4 separate regions of the Homo sapiens genome follow, and regions 1, 2 and 3 are each linked to region 4. The links are chromatin contacts, found by Hi-C or POLR2A ChIA-PET in ENCODE. All regions are on one chromosome and are shown on one strand. Each heading gives the region's core, a stretch centred on a gene start or an enhancer-like site at or near the end of the contact. The rest is flanking DNA. Distances are from core to core; before and after follow the strand shown.

The links. A loop is a pair of places that touch in the nucleus more often than their neighbours do. ChIA-PET counts read pairs that join two places held with the same protein, here RNA polymerase II (POLR2A). Pooled maps may share reads with other maps.
Region 1: a loop to region 4 is called in a pooled map, with 6 times the contacts of the local background. The contact joins the promoter of SFT2D2 here to the promoter of TADA1 in region 4. A Hi-C loop is called at or near these places in 1 of 37 single-sample maps with no recorded cell type and 7 of 50 pooled maps. POLR2A ChIA-PET finds 5 or more read pairs at or near these places in 1 of 52 experiments (activated CD4-positive, alpha-beta T cell).
Region 2: a pooled map shows a loop between it and region 4 (7-fold over the local background). The contact joins the promoter of UCK2 here to the promoter of TADA1 in region 4. A Hi-C loop is called at or near these places in 11 of 50 pooled maps. POLR2A ChIA-PET finds 5 or more read pairs at or near these places in 2 of 52 experiments (MCF 10A and WTC11).
Region 3: a loop to region 4 is called in a map of CD8-positive, alpha-beta T cell, with 4 times the contacts of the local background. The contact joins the promoter of TMCO1-AS1 here to the promoter of TADA1 in region 4. A Hi-C loop is called at or near these places in 1 of 168 maps with a recorded cell type or tissue (CD8-positive, alpha-beta T cell), 2 of 37 single-sample maps with no recorded cell type and 10 of 50 pooled maps. POLR2A ChIA-PET finds 5 or more read pairs at or near these places in 1 of 52 experiments (activated CD4-positive, alpha-beta T cell).

The regions. Positions count from the first base shown.
Region 1 is chr1:168,224,496-168,227,313 of GRCh38, reverse strand. SFT2D2 (SFT2 domain containing 2) reads right to left here and starts at 1,310. Exons shown (of 8, transcript NM_199344.3): 1 at 1,172-1,310. The coding sequence starts at 1,234. RefSeq lists enhancers at 104-153, 274-353, 656-1,389 and a silencer at 1,014-1,643.
Region 2 is chr1:165,826,343-165,829,057 of GRCh38, reverse strand. UCK2 (uridine-cytidine kinase 2) reads right to left here and starts at 1,444. Exons shown (of 7, transcript NM_012474.5): 1 at 1,126-1,444. The coding sequence starts at 1,224. RefSeq lists silencers at 556-785, 846-1,325, 1,406-1,655 and an enhancer at 537-1,090.
Region 3 is chr1:165,767,592-165,770,373 of GRCh38, reverse strand. TMCO1-AS1 (TMCO1 antisense RNA 1) reads right to left here and starts at 1,445. Exons shown (of 3, transcript NR_125374.1): 1 at 999-1,445. TMCO1 (transmembrane and coiled-coil domains 1) reads left to right here and starts at 1,506. Exons shown (of 7, transcript NM_019026.6): 1 at 1,506-1,692; 2 at 2,105-2,182. The coding sequence starts at 1,623. RefSeq lists enhancers at 543-1,218, 1,219-1,895.
Region 4 is chr1:166,874,859-166,877,558 of GRCh38, reverse strand. TADA1 (transcriptional adaptor 1) reads left to right here and starts at 1,295. Exons shown (of 8, transcript NM_053053.4): 1 at 1,295-1,399. The coding sequence starts at 1,326. RefSeq lists an enhancer at 909-958 and silencers at 1,359-1,408, 1,439-1,838.

The sequences.
Region 1 (2,818 bases), core at 61-2,560, 1.3 Mb before region 4:
CTTAACATCCTCATTTCACAGATGGGGAACGGAGGCTAAAGAATACACCAAAAAGCGAAGAGAAACGTTATTTTGTCATCCAAAAAGGAAAACAAAAGCTAAAAGCACCCTAAATAGAAATGCAGCATTCTGTGTGGTTCTACAACATAGGACATTAGTGGCCAGGTTTCAGCACGATCAAAACTTTTCTAATAGGCCGGGCGCGGTGGCTCATGCCTGTAATCCCAGCACTTTGGGAGGCAGAGGTGGGCGGATCACTTGAGGTCAGGAGTTCGAGACCAGCCCGGCCAAGATGGTGAAACCTCGTCTCTAGTAAAAATACAAAAATTAGCCGGGTTTGATGGCGGGTGTCTGTAATCCCAGCTACTTGGGAGGCTGAGGTGGGAGAATCGCTTGAACCCAGGAGGCAGAGGCTGCAGTGAGCCAAGATCGCGCCACTGCACTCCAGCCTGGGCGACAGAGTGAGACTCTGTCTCAGAAAAAAAGAAAAAAAAGCTTTTCTAATAAAACAAACCAACACGCAGGCAGTCTCCTGAGGCGCTGGGTGTCTAGAGACTAGTTGTGGGCAGTGTGGACAGAGACACAAGATGTGGTCCCTGTCCTCATGGGATGGGGGCAGTTTCTCACCCCCAATCACAAGGCAATGTGTACAGGGGCGGGTGGGAGTGTCACACCCTACAACCTAAACCGGACAGAAAACCAAGGCAGAGCTCGGGGCGCGGCCACCAGCCCCGTCGCGAGGTAGGGACCGCCACCCCAACACCCCAGTCCGGGTCTGGGGCCCCGACCCACCCAGCAAAGGCTCCTTCCGCCTGGACCTCGGGGCCCCCAGCCCTACCCGGCCCTAAAGCGCATTCCCCGGCCGGTGGGGCCGGGGCCGACAGCCCAGTCGCCCACCCTCCCACTCGCAGCTCAGTCCGGGGATTTCCTCCTGCGCCGCCCCCTTGTCAGGGAGGATGGGCTGAAGGGGCGCGGGGCAGAAAAGGACGCCGCGGCCACTGCCCCGTGTAGTGCCAGACCTCTTCGCGGAGCCCTGCAGAAGAAGAGGAGGAGAAGGGGCAGAGCTACCGTCCAGAAACTCCAGGGAGTCCCCGCAGGCTTCCCAGGCCCGGGCAGGGGACGCAGGGCGGGAGCGCGGCGAGAGGGGGCCGACGGCCCCGGGCTCACTCACCTCGGACAGGCCGCTCCGGTCCTCCGTGTCCTGCCCGCTCAGCACCTTCTTCAGCTTGTCCATTGCGGCCCAGTCCCCACCAGCTCCAGCTCCTCAGCGGCAGCCTGTTGCGCTCGCTAAGTTGACGGCTCTTCCGGGTGCTAGGCAGCCGCCCAGCCGCCCAGGCGCCAACCGCGGCGCGCCCCGCCCAGGCACCTGCCCACCGGGGGGCTCCCGGCATGCCCCGCGCGCCCGCGCTCGCCTCCGCTTGTTTTGGTCCCGGGGGGCGCGGCGGGCCGGAGGGGCTGGGATTGAAGACCACCAGGCGCTGCCAAACACTAATTCGGCGTCCAGAGCAGTTTCAAACCGGAACGGGCCGCGCTCCCTCGCCCTACTTGATCCAGTCAACGAATGCCGAGCACCTACCACGTGCAAGGCTCCGGAGACACAAAGACGGGGGAGAAGCCTTGTGCAGACGGGAACAAAGGCTGTGGTTCATCCATATTGCGATCGTGCCTACACAGGAAAAGATTTTCTTTTTAATCACTCAAGGCCTTAGTCTGGTGTGGTGGGGCGTGCCTGGAAGCCCAGCTACTCCGGAGGCTGAGGCAGGAGGCTCACTTGAGCCAAGGAGTTCCAGGCTGTAATGAGCTATGACCAGGATACTGCACTCCAGCATGGGCAACAGAGCGAGACTCTGTCTCAAAAAAAAAAAAAAAAAAAGTGACTGAAGGAATGTTGAAAGGAATAATAGATTGTTAAATTGTTTTGTGTTTGTACAATTGTTTTTTTTTCTGACCTTAAAAAAACTAAAAGTAGACTGGGCATGGTGGCTCATGTCTGTATTCCCAGCACTTTGGGAAGATGGCTTGAGCCCGGGAGTTCCAGACCAGCCTGGGCAACATAGGGAGACCTCATCTCTTCAAAACATTCTTAAAAATTAGCCAGGCATGCTGGCGGGCATCTGTAATCCAAGCTACTTGCGAGGCTGAGGAGGAAGAATGGCTTGGACTCAGGAGGTCAAGGCTGCAGTAAGCCATGATTGTCAGTACAGTAAGCCACTGCACTCTAGCTTGGGCAACAGAGTGGAAACAATACAAATGGCCACCAACTGATTAATGGTAAATAAAATGTGACATACCCATGCAATAAAAAAGAATGGAGTACTGACACATGCTACAACGTGGATGAACCTCGAAAACATTGTATTAAGTGAAAGAAGTGTGGAGCCCGAAAATTTGAGACAGGTCTCAGTTAACCAGGAAGTTTATTTTGCCAAGGTTGAGGAACAGCACCTGTGACACAGACTCAGGAAGTCCTGACGACATGTGCCCAAGGTCGTTGGGGCATAGCTTGGTGTTATACATTTTAGGGAGACATGAGGCATCCGTCAATATGTGTAAGAAGTACATTGGTTGTGTTTGGAAAGGCGGGACAACTCGAAGCAAAGGCAGGAAGACTCAAGGGGGGAGGGGGCTTCCAAGTCACAGATAGGTGAGAGACAAATGGTTGCACTCCTTTGAGTTTTTGATTAGCCTTTCCAAAGGAGGCAATCAGATGTGCATTTATCTCAGTGAACACAGTGATAACTTTGAATAGAATGAGAGGCAGATTTGTTCTAAGCAGTTCCCAGCTTGAATTTTCCCTTTAGTAATTTGGGGGGGCCCA
Region 2 (2,715 bases), core at 195-2,694, 1.0 Mb after region 4:
CTGACGAGTCGGTTCGGGAGCTAAAACCTCGTGGCTCTTTCCTCATGGCGCCAACCAGCCTTCCTGCTCTGCTCTCCCCAGCCGGGAGAAGCATCATCCTGCCTCTCCAAACCAGCACCCAGCACCCAGCTCTCAGGATCCCTTGAGGAACCCGTGCTCCAAATGAAGTTGGAGGGTGTTAAACGGTGGGAAAAACAAGTAGCCACATCTTAAAGGCTGTTAGGGGAGCAAAGAAAGAACCATCTGGGAGGACTCCACCCTTCTCCACCTGCAGAAAAAACCCCGGGTAAAGCTAGGAAGTCATTTCCCTTGTCTCTCCTTGCCTTGCGGATAAAACAAAGGAAACAGGCTCCTAAGAGGGTCAGACACCCATACGATGACCCCCTTCCGTGGATCCAAGACGCGTACGTCCTGGACACCGAAGAGCTTGGAGCCAGTACAACTTTCTCATTGAAGCCGACCACGTTTCCTCTTATAACCTTAAAAAACAGAAGCCCCTACTATTATCGTTTCATTGATGTCACGGCACCTATTTGGCTCTCAGACTTTTACCCGGAAACCCCTGTAATCCCCAGCCCTTGCGTGCAGCCCCACACTGGGCTCCCCTTCCCCGGGATGCCGCCTCGCGCGTTCCCGCCACCCTCGCCCTCTCGGCCGCGCTTCCCGGCTCGCTCCGCCCTCGGCACCAGGCTGCGCCGCGGGGCGAGCACGTCTGTGCCAGACCGGGGCTTGAGGGAGTCCATCGGGGGTTAGTGGGGGATCCTGCGGAAAGCCCTCTCCCCCGACACTGGAGTTGCAAAACAATAAGCATCCGCTTCCCTGCCCTTCCCCCATAGGACCCCGGCCACGAGTTATTAACGCGGGGGGAGAAAAGCCGGAGGAGCACTCCCGCCCTGCGATCGTGGCCGCGTACCCCCGGAACCCCCAAGGCCCGAGTCTTCGCCTGCCCCCGCCGCAGCGCCCCCAGGCCGCGCGGGGCGCACTCGGCGCTGGAGCGCGGCCGGGAGCGGAGGCGCGCGGGCCACGCGGTGGCTGCCGCAACTGACACGGCCCGCGGCCGCCGGCCACATGCGCCGCCCAGGGACAGAAGCCGGGAAGGGAGCGCGGCTCCGGGCCCCGCCGTACCTTGCCGCTAGCTGTTCCCCCGCTGACGCCTATAAGGAAGGGCTCGCCGCCGTTGGGCTGCTGGTGGTTCTGCAGGGTCTGCTCGCTGTCCCCGGCCATGGTTCGCGCCGCCCCTCCTCCCGCTGCCTGTGCGAACGGACGCACGCTCCCCGCCCGCGCCCGCGTCGGACTCCCTCCGCTTTCCGCAGCCGCCGCTGGGCGCTGCCGGGGCTGAGGCCGCTGTCGCTCGCCTGCGAGCCGCTCGGAGCCCGGTGACGGGGCTGGGTTTCCCGAAGGAGCCAAGAGCCTTCCTTTGCCCGCAGCGGCTGGTCCGGTTTACATCCCAGGCAGAGGTCAGCGTGATGCTGCTGCTCCAATCCGGGCGGGCAGCGCGCTGCTATTCGCCGAGGCGGAGGCGGCGAGGCGTCTGGCCCCAGCCTCCGCCCCTCCCGGGCCCCGCCGCCGCCCGAGGTCTCTGCGAAAGGTGTGAGCCCGACCTTCCCTCCCACCCGCCCGGTTAACCCTTTCTCCGACGCGCCCTAGTGGACCCTGGGGGAAAGAAACAGGCTGTTCTGTATTTTAATTTGGTATGCTACCACCTATTTTCAGAAGGGATAAAAAGCTTGAAGGAAATAATAGGCAGATTAGATAAGAAGGAATGGCCCAGGTTTGAGAAGCAAAATTTGAACAAGCTTGAAAGATTAGTGTGGAACGAAGAGTTAATGTCATTTACCCATTATCCAGGCTAAAAACTTGTGTTTCCAAAAAATGAGGGTTCTTTTTCCCTTCTCCCGTTCGCCAAGATAATATGTCAGCCGCTGGCTTTAGATATTTCCTGTCTTGGAAACCCCCCAGCGCCATCCTTTTTAGCAGGCCTGTCCTCGTGCGACTCTCTAGTGAAGGGCAATTTGAGGGGCTTATCTGAAGGGTGCCCTCCGTTGGAAAAGCAATTCCCTTCTAAACCACAGTATCTCATCCCATACACTGAGCTTCCTATGGAGTTAGGGTATCTGAAAACATACTGACATTTTGATCCATTAATATCTTCAATTGAACGGTTTTCCAGAGATTGGCAATCAGTCACTTAGAAAGGCAGTTTCAGACTCCACCTCTGGAGCCAGATTTCTGCATTCACATCCAGGTCCCTGAGCAAGTTACTTAATCTCTCTGTGCTTCAGTGTTCTTATCTGTTAAATGGGAATAATAATGGCAATTACATCCCAGGATTTTTGTGAGAATTAAATGAATTAGTGTATGTAAAGTTCTCAGAACAGTGCTGGTACAGTCTAGGCCCTGTATTAGTGTTTGAAGAGAAAAGGTTTCTAAAGCGCTGAAACTGGAAAGAAAAGTTTTGCTGGGACACACCTGAGAGAGGCAGGACTAGCCTAGTAACTTCCAGTCTCTTCTCCTGTGAACTTGGGACTAGTATCAATGAGCTGATGGGGCCTACAATCTAAAACAGAATTTACGTCAATAGCATTATCTTTTGAAACTTAGTAAATTACCTTAAATTGAAGATTATTTTGAAAAAAATAATTTTCTCTCAAGCCAGGGAAATCGAGGCTGCAGTGAGCCATGATCTCCCCACTGCACTCCAGCCTGGTCAGCAGA
Region 3 (2,782 bases), core at 196-2,695, 1.1 Mb after region 4:
GTTGCTAAGTCTGGGAGACAAGAAATGCACATAAAGCTAAAAAAAAGTCAAAAGTAGTGTTTAGGAGAATTATATATTTAAGTGCAGTACAGTTTAAAAGAACCAATGAGGGCCGGCCACGGTGGCTCACGCCTGTATTCCCAGCACTTTGGGAGGCCGAAGTGGGTGGATCTGAGGTCAGGAGTTCAAGACCAGCCTGGCCAACATGGCAAAACCCCGTCTCTACTAAAAATACAAAAAATTAGCTGGGCGTGGGGACGGGCACCTGTAGTCCCAGCTACTTGGGAGGCTGAGGCAGGAGAATGGCTTGAACCCGGAGGCAGAGGTTGCAGTGAGCCGAGATTGTGCCATTGCACTCCACCTGGGCAACAAGAGTGAAACTCCATCTCAAACAAACAAAAAAACACCAATGATAGGAGGAAGTACAAGAGGATACAGCTCAGCCAGCTTCCAGGTTTTCACCCATACACACACACACCCCAGTGTGAAAAAGCTGAAACCGTCTACAATGGCTGAAACCACGCTGCTGAGACATTTTTGAATTTTAATTAGTTAGCAACACTTATAAATTAAGTTTCACATAAAACCCAGGATTTCTGGATTTTCCTGAGAAACGAAGACATCTCAGAAACTGGGTGCTCATTCTCCTAGAGAAATGGGTTGGATTTGGGTATCAAATTCTCCTTTCAGATGAACTTAATGCTCACTTATCCATCGTAGTAACTTCCACCATTTGTTTAGGCTCAGCTTGCATAAGATAATTTATTTTCTCTCGCCAGTCTAGGCATCTGGGTTTAAGACCCCTTCTCTAGATACATTACTCACTGCACTATCACACTATGAATTTTCAGGCATCCGTGCTTTGACTTCCACTTTGCCTAGAAAGTCCTTTGCTATCTCCAAAAGTACTCCTACTCCCCTAAGGCACTGCTTCAATTCCTTTCATTAGCTTCTTCTGACCACTCTCTCAACCGTGTCACGCAGCACTGTGGTAATACCTCTATTAAAACCCTTATCAGAGCGTATGCACAAGCTTCTCCTCTTCGCGCTGACGTTCGCTCCTTGAGGCCAGCGGCCCACAACTAACTCATTTCGCGGTTCCAGCTTCACGTCCATGCCCTGGCACCTACACCCAGTCGTTCAGTACCTTTGCGGAAGTCAGTCTTCTTACTTCACGGCAAACCCAAGCTAAACTAATATTACGACCACAGAAGTTGGGCTGAGGTAGAAGTCAAGACTATCCCAATAACTGGATTCTGGCCGAGAAAAAGGCGCGCGCCAGCACCCCAGTCAGTAAAATCTACCGGGCAAAGTTCGCCGCCGCCACTATCCTCCTCTGGCTCTGAAATAGTTCCAATTCTCGCGAGATTCGGCCTGACTACCAGCCCTTCAGCTCCAGTGAGTTGCGGGTTGGTTTCCTCTAGACTCTCGTGGCCACACCGTTCTCCGATACGAGCCTTTCCGGTGCTATGCCCCGGAAGCGGAAGTGCGATCTTCGGGCTGTCAGAGTTGGTCTGTTACTCGGTGGTGGCGGAGTCTACGGAAGCCGTTTTCGCTTCACTTTTCCTGGCTGTAGAGCGCTTTCCCCCTGGCGGGTGAGAGTGCAGAGACGAAGGTGCGAGATGAGCACTATGTTCGCGGACACTCTCCTCATCGTTTTTATCTCTGTGTGCACGGCTCTGCTCGCAGAGGGTGAGAGCGGGTATTTCTCAGACGTTTGATCAGTCCCCGGGAGGAAGGGCCCCGGGGTCCCCTGTGCCACCAGGGGAAAGATCGCGAGCCTTACTTGCTTGAGAGGCTCATCTACTCCACTTCAGGGAATCTCTGGGCAACTCGTGAACAGGAGCAGGAGGGGAGTATGGAGTCGATTGCCGAGTTTTCTTTGGTCTCAGGTAGATTTCACTTGGGTATTTGTGGAGACACCTTCACATCATGTTACTGTTGTTTTGGCTGAAGAGTCAGTTGTATTAGCCTTTGAAAAAAGTTAACTATGGGTAAATACAAAGCGAAAAGTTGGAATTCCTCCTTCTCCAACAGTAACCACTTTGTTTGTTGTGATCATTCCAGTCATTTCTCTATTAACATGTTGCTTTTAATGTTTTAGGCATAACCTGGGTCCTGGTTTACAGGACAGACAAGTACAAGAGACTGAAGGCAGAAGTGGAAAAACAGAGTAAAAAATGTGAGTATGGCAACACATTAGAAATAATTTCAACACGTCAAGCTCATTAAGTCCATGTTCACAATAAATATTTTAAGAGCACCAGCTGATACAAAGATGAACCTGACTTGAAGCCTATTTAGAAATAGAAGACTTTTATGCAAAATGTGTAATACCAACTAGAGGGAAGTGAGGGGCGTAGCAGATACATGTTATGTGCTGTGGTGGTTCTAAAGAAGAGGTTCAATCTGGCGCAGTGGCTTACTCCTGTTAATCCCAGCACTTTGGAAGGCTGAGGCAGGACTGAACTTAGGGGTTTGACACCAGCCTGGGCAACATAGGGAGACCTCGTCCCTACAGAAAAAATTAGCTGGGTATGGTGGTACACACCTATAGTCCCAGCTATTTGGGAGACTGAGGCATGAGGATCCCTTGAGCCCAGGAGATTGAGGCTACAGTGGGCCACGATGGTGTCACTACACTGCCTCCTGGGCAATAGTGAGACTTGTCTTTAAAAAAAAAAGAAGAAGAGGCTTCATTCAGTTGTGAGGAACCATGGTAGCCTTCATGATGCTGATGGCCTTGCAGTTCCTTGTGGATAGTTAGAATTTGGATAGAGAA
Region 4 (2,700 bases), core at 46-2,545:
AGACTTTGCCTGACCTTTGTATCTCCTTTCACCTGTGTATCTCCAGTACTCAAAGAGTTCCAGACACATAATAGGAGCTCACTGTATGAATTCAAGTGAAGAGAAGGTGCCCGGCTGGCATTGCAGCCAGGACAGGGCTTGTGGGTTTAGGTTGGGCAGTGAGGAAGTTGAATGAATGAACTTAAGGGGACATCTTTGGAGAAATTACACAAGATCTAAAAGCTATCTAGGATTATTTAAAAAACTTTGGGAGGCAATTTGACAATATACACCAAGGCATTTATAAATATTCCCATCATTTGATCCAGTAATTCTATGTGTGGGACTCTATGCTAAAGTAATAATCCTAAAGGAGGAAAAGTTTTATGCATAAAGAAGTTTTGCTTCATTATGCTATATGCTTCAAAAGCAATATTACAGTATTGCTTTTTAATAGAGAAGAAATGGACACAGTCTAACAATTGGGAAACAAGTTGTGTACCTTCTATCTGTGGGGGTATTTAATATGTTGTCATTAAAATTATTCTAAAGACAATGTAATACTACAGATAAATCCTTAAGTTTAAAAACGTGCAAAATTGAACATAGAATATTTTAAGTCATGGGAGTGTGCGAAGTGAAGGAGAAATCTCTCTCAGTTAAGTGTTTGTCCGGGAGTGGTAAAACACTTTTTCCTTCTTTTTATCTTTATCTTTCTGTGTATTTTCCAAATTTTACATAGTTACCTCATTTACTCAAATACTTATTAAGCATCCACTATGTGCCAGGCGCTGCTCTAGAGAATTGCGGGTAACAGTGAATAAAACACAACTCCTGTCCTCGAGCCATAACATTTACAAGATAAATCAACTAAATGTCATATGAGACGGTTAGTGCTCGGGGAAAAATAAGGCAAGGAAAGAGTAAAACTGATACTGCATTTACTTTTTTAAATGGAGGGGTAAGGTACTCCTCCAGGCAGAAGAACAGCAGGCTGAATTCGGAATTGCCCCAGCGGTAACAGAATGAAAGAGCTTGGGACACGCCAGCCTGTCAGCAACGTTGCAGCCGAGGCGGGGCGCGCGGGTTTAGGATGGGCGCGCGACAAGGTGAAGCGGATCACGTGACTCGAGGGGCGGGAGGAAGAGAGCAGAGTTTGGCCGGGCACCTTCCCTGCGAAAAGGCGGGCGGAGCCGAAAACCAAACAAACGACTTCTGAGAGATTGGGGGCGGGACTGACGGCGGCCGGCTTAGCTTCCAGAGCCAAGGCCTTCCGCCGAGTTGGTTTTTGGGTTGTTGATCGCGGTGGCCGGGCGGTCTGCGGTCGGGCTGAGACACGCGGAGCAATGGCGACCTTTGTGAGCGAGCTGGAGGCGGCCAAGAAGAACTTAAGCGAGGCCCTGGGGGACAACGTGAAACAGTAAGAGCTGCCCTAGCACAGCGTCCAGGCCAACACGCGGGTGCTCTCCTGGCCTCGGGCTGCCAGCCCGCCCCGGAGACGCCCGCGTCGCCCGGGGGCCTGTGCAGCCTGGAGTCCGCGGCGGCGGGGCTTCGGGGTTTCTCCGGCCGGGGCGGGGCGGGCCACCTGAACTCACCGCCCTGGAGAGACCGGGCCTCCTGGGCGCCCGGGAGACATCGGCGGGCGCCGTTGCTCGGGACTGTCTGCCCTGGGTGGGGCGGGAGAAGCGCACTTCGCACCCAAGGGCCTGCTGAGCAGGTGCGGGCCCCAGCGCGGGCGTGCGGGATGCGGGAGGCTGACTTGGGCGGAGTGAGCCGGAGCCCTACGCGTCCAGCCAGAGGGCATAGCGCAGGGCGGCCCGCCCCTGGAGGGCTTCCTGGAGGTGGAGGCCTGTTGAGCTGGTGTGATCTGCTACGGATTATTGGTAAGCTCTTTTGACAGCAATTTCGTAAGGCAGACGGACCCTCTGGTGAAATCACAGTCATTGAACACTACAATTATAGTGATGATAGCAGTAGCGGACATTTTAAACATTTTAAGCTCTCTAAATATATTATCTAATCCTTACAACAGATGTGAGATAGGTACAGTTGTTATTCCCATTTGACAGATGAGAAGACTGAGACCTAGTGCGGACAAGTAACTCTTCAAAAGTCACTGTCAGAGTTGGGACCCACGCTTTTGATTCCCGACTGATGCATTAGAGGGGCTGTAAAGGATCCCAGAGACGCTCAGCCAGACCTTCATCCAGGTTATGGCAGGGGACCTAGTGCACAGTCAGGTTAGGTGCAGAATGGCCAAGGGTAAAATCAGTATCCAGTCAAAGCCAAAGCCAAAGAGCAAAAAAGGAACCTCTGGGATACAAGGAAGAGTTTGGAAATTTTCAAAACGTTGTTATTACAACTTTATTTTTCAAAAATATAGGAAGCAAATATAAACGTTTAAAATTACAGTGCCTGTGTTGTTGCTGCTAGATGGCTTCTCTGGTATTCTACACATTTGCATTACTCAGTGGATGCATACTTTTAAATGATGTTGGTGGAGGAGCAATTTGGGAATACTTAATTTTTCTCCAATACTTTCTTTTCATCCTTCTCTGTTCTTTATTATTACTGGATTGAAATTACTTAGGTTGGATGTCATACATGAATTTTGGAGTTTTTCCTTCATGTGAAATTTTGGGGTGGCAGAGTTGACAGTCTACTTTTCATCCTAACAAGATAATAATGGAAACTATAAAAAGATTAAAATTAAAATCTAAA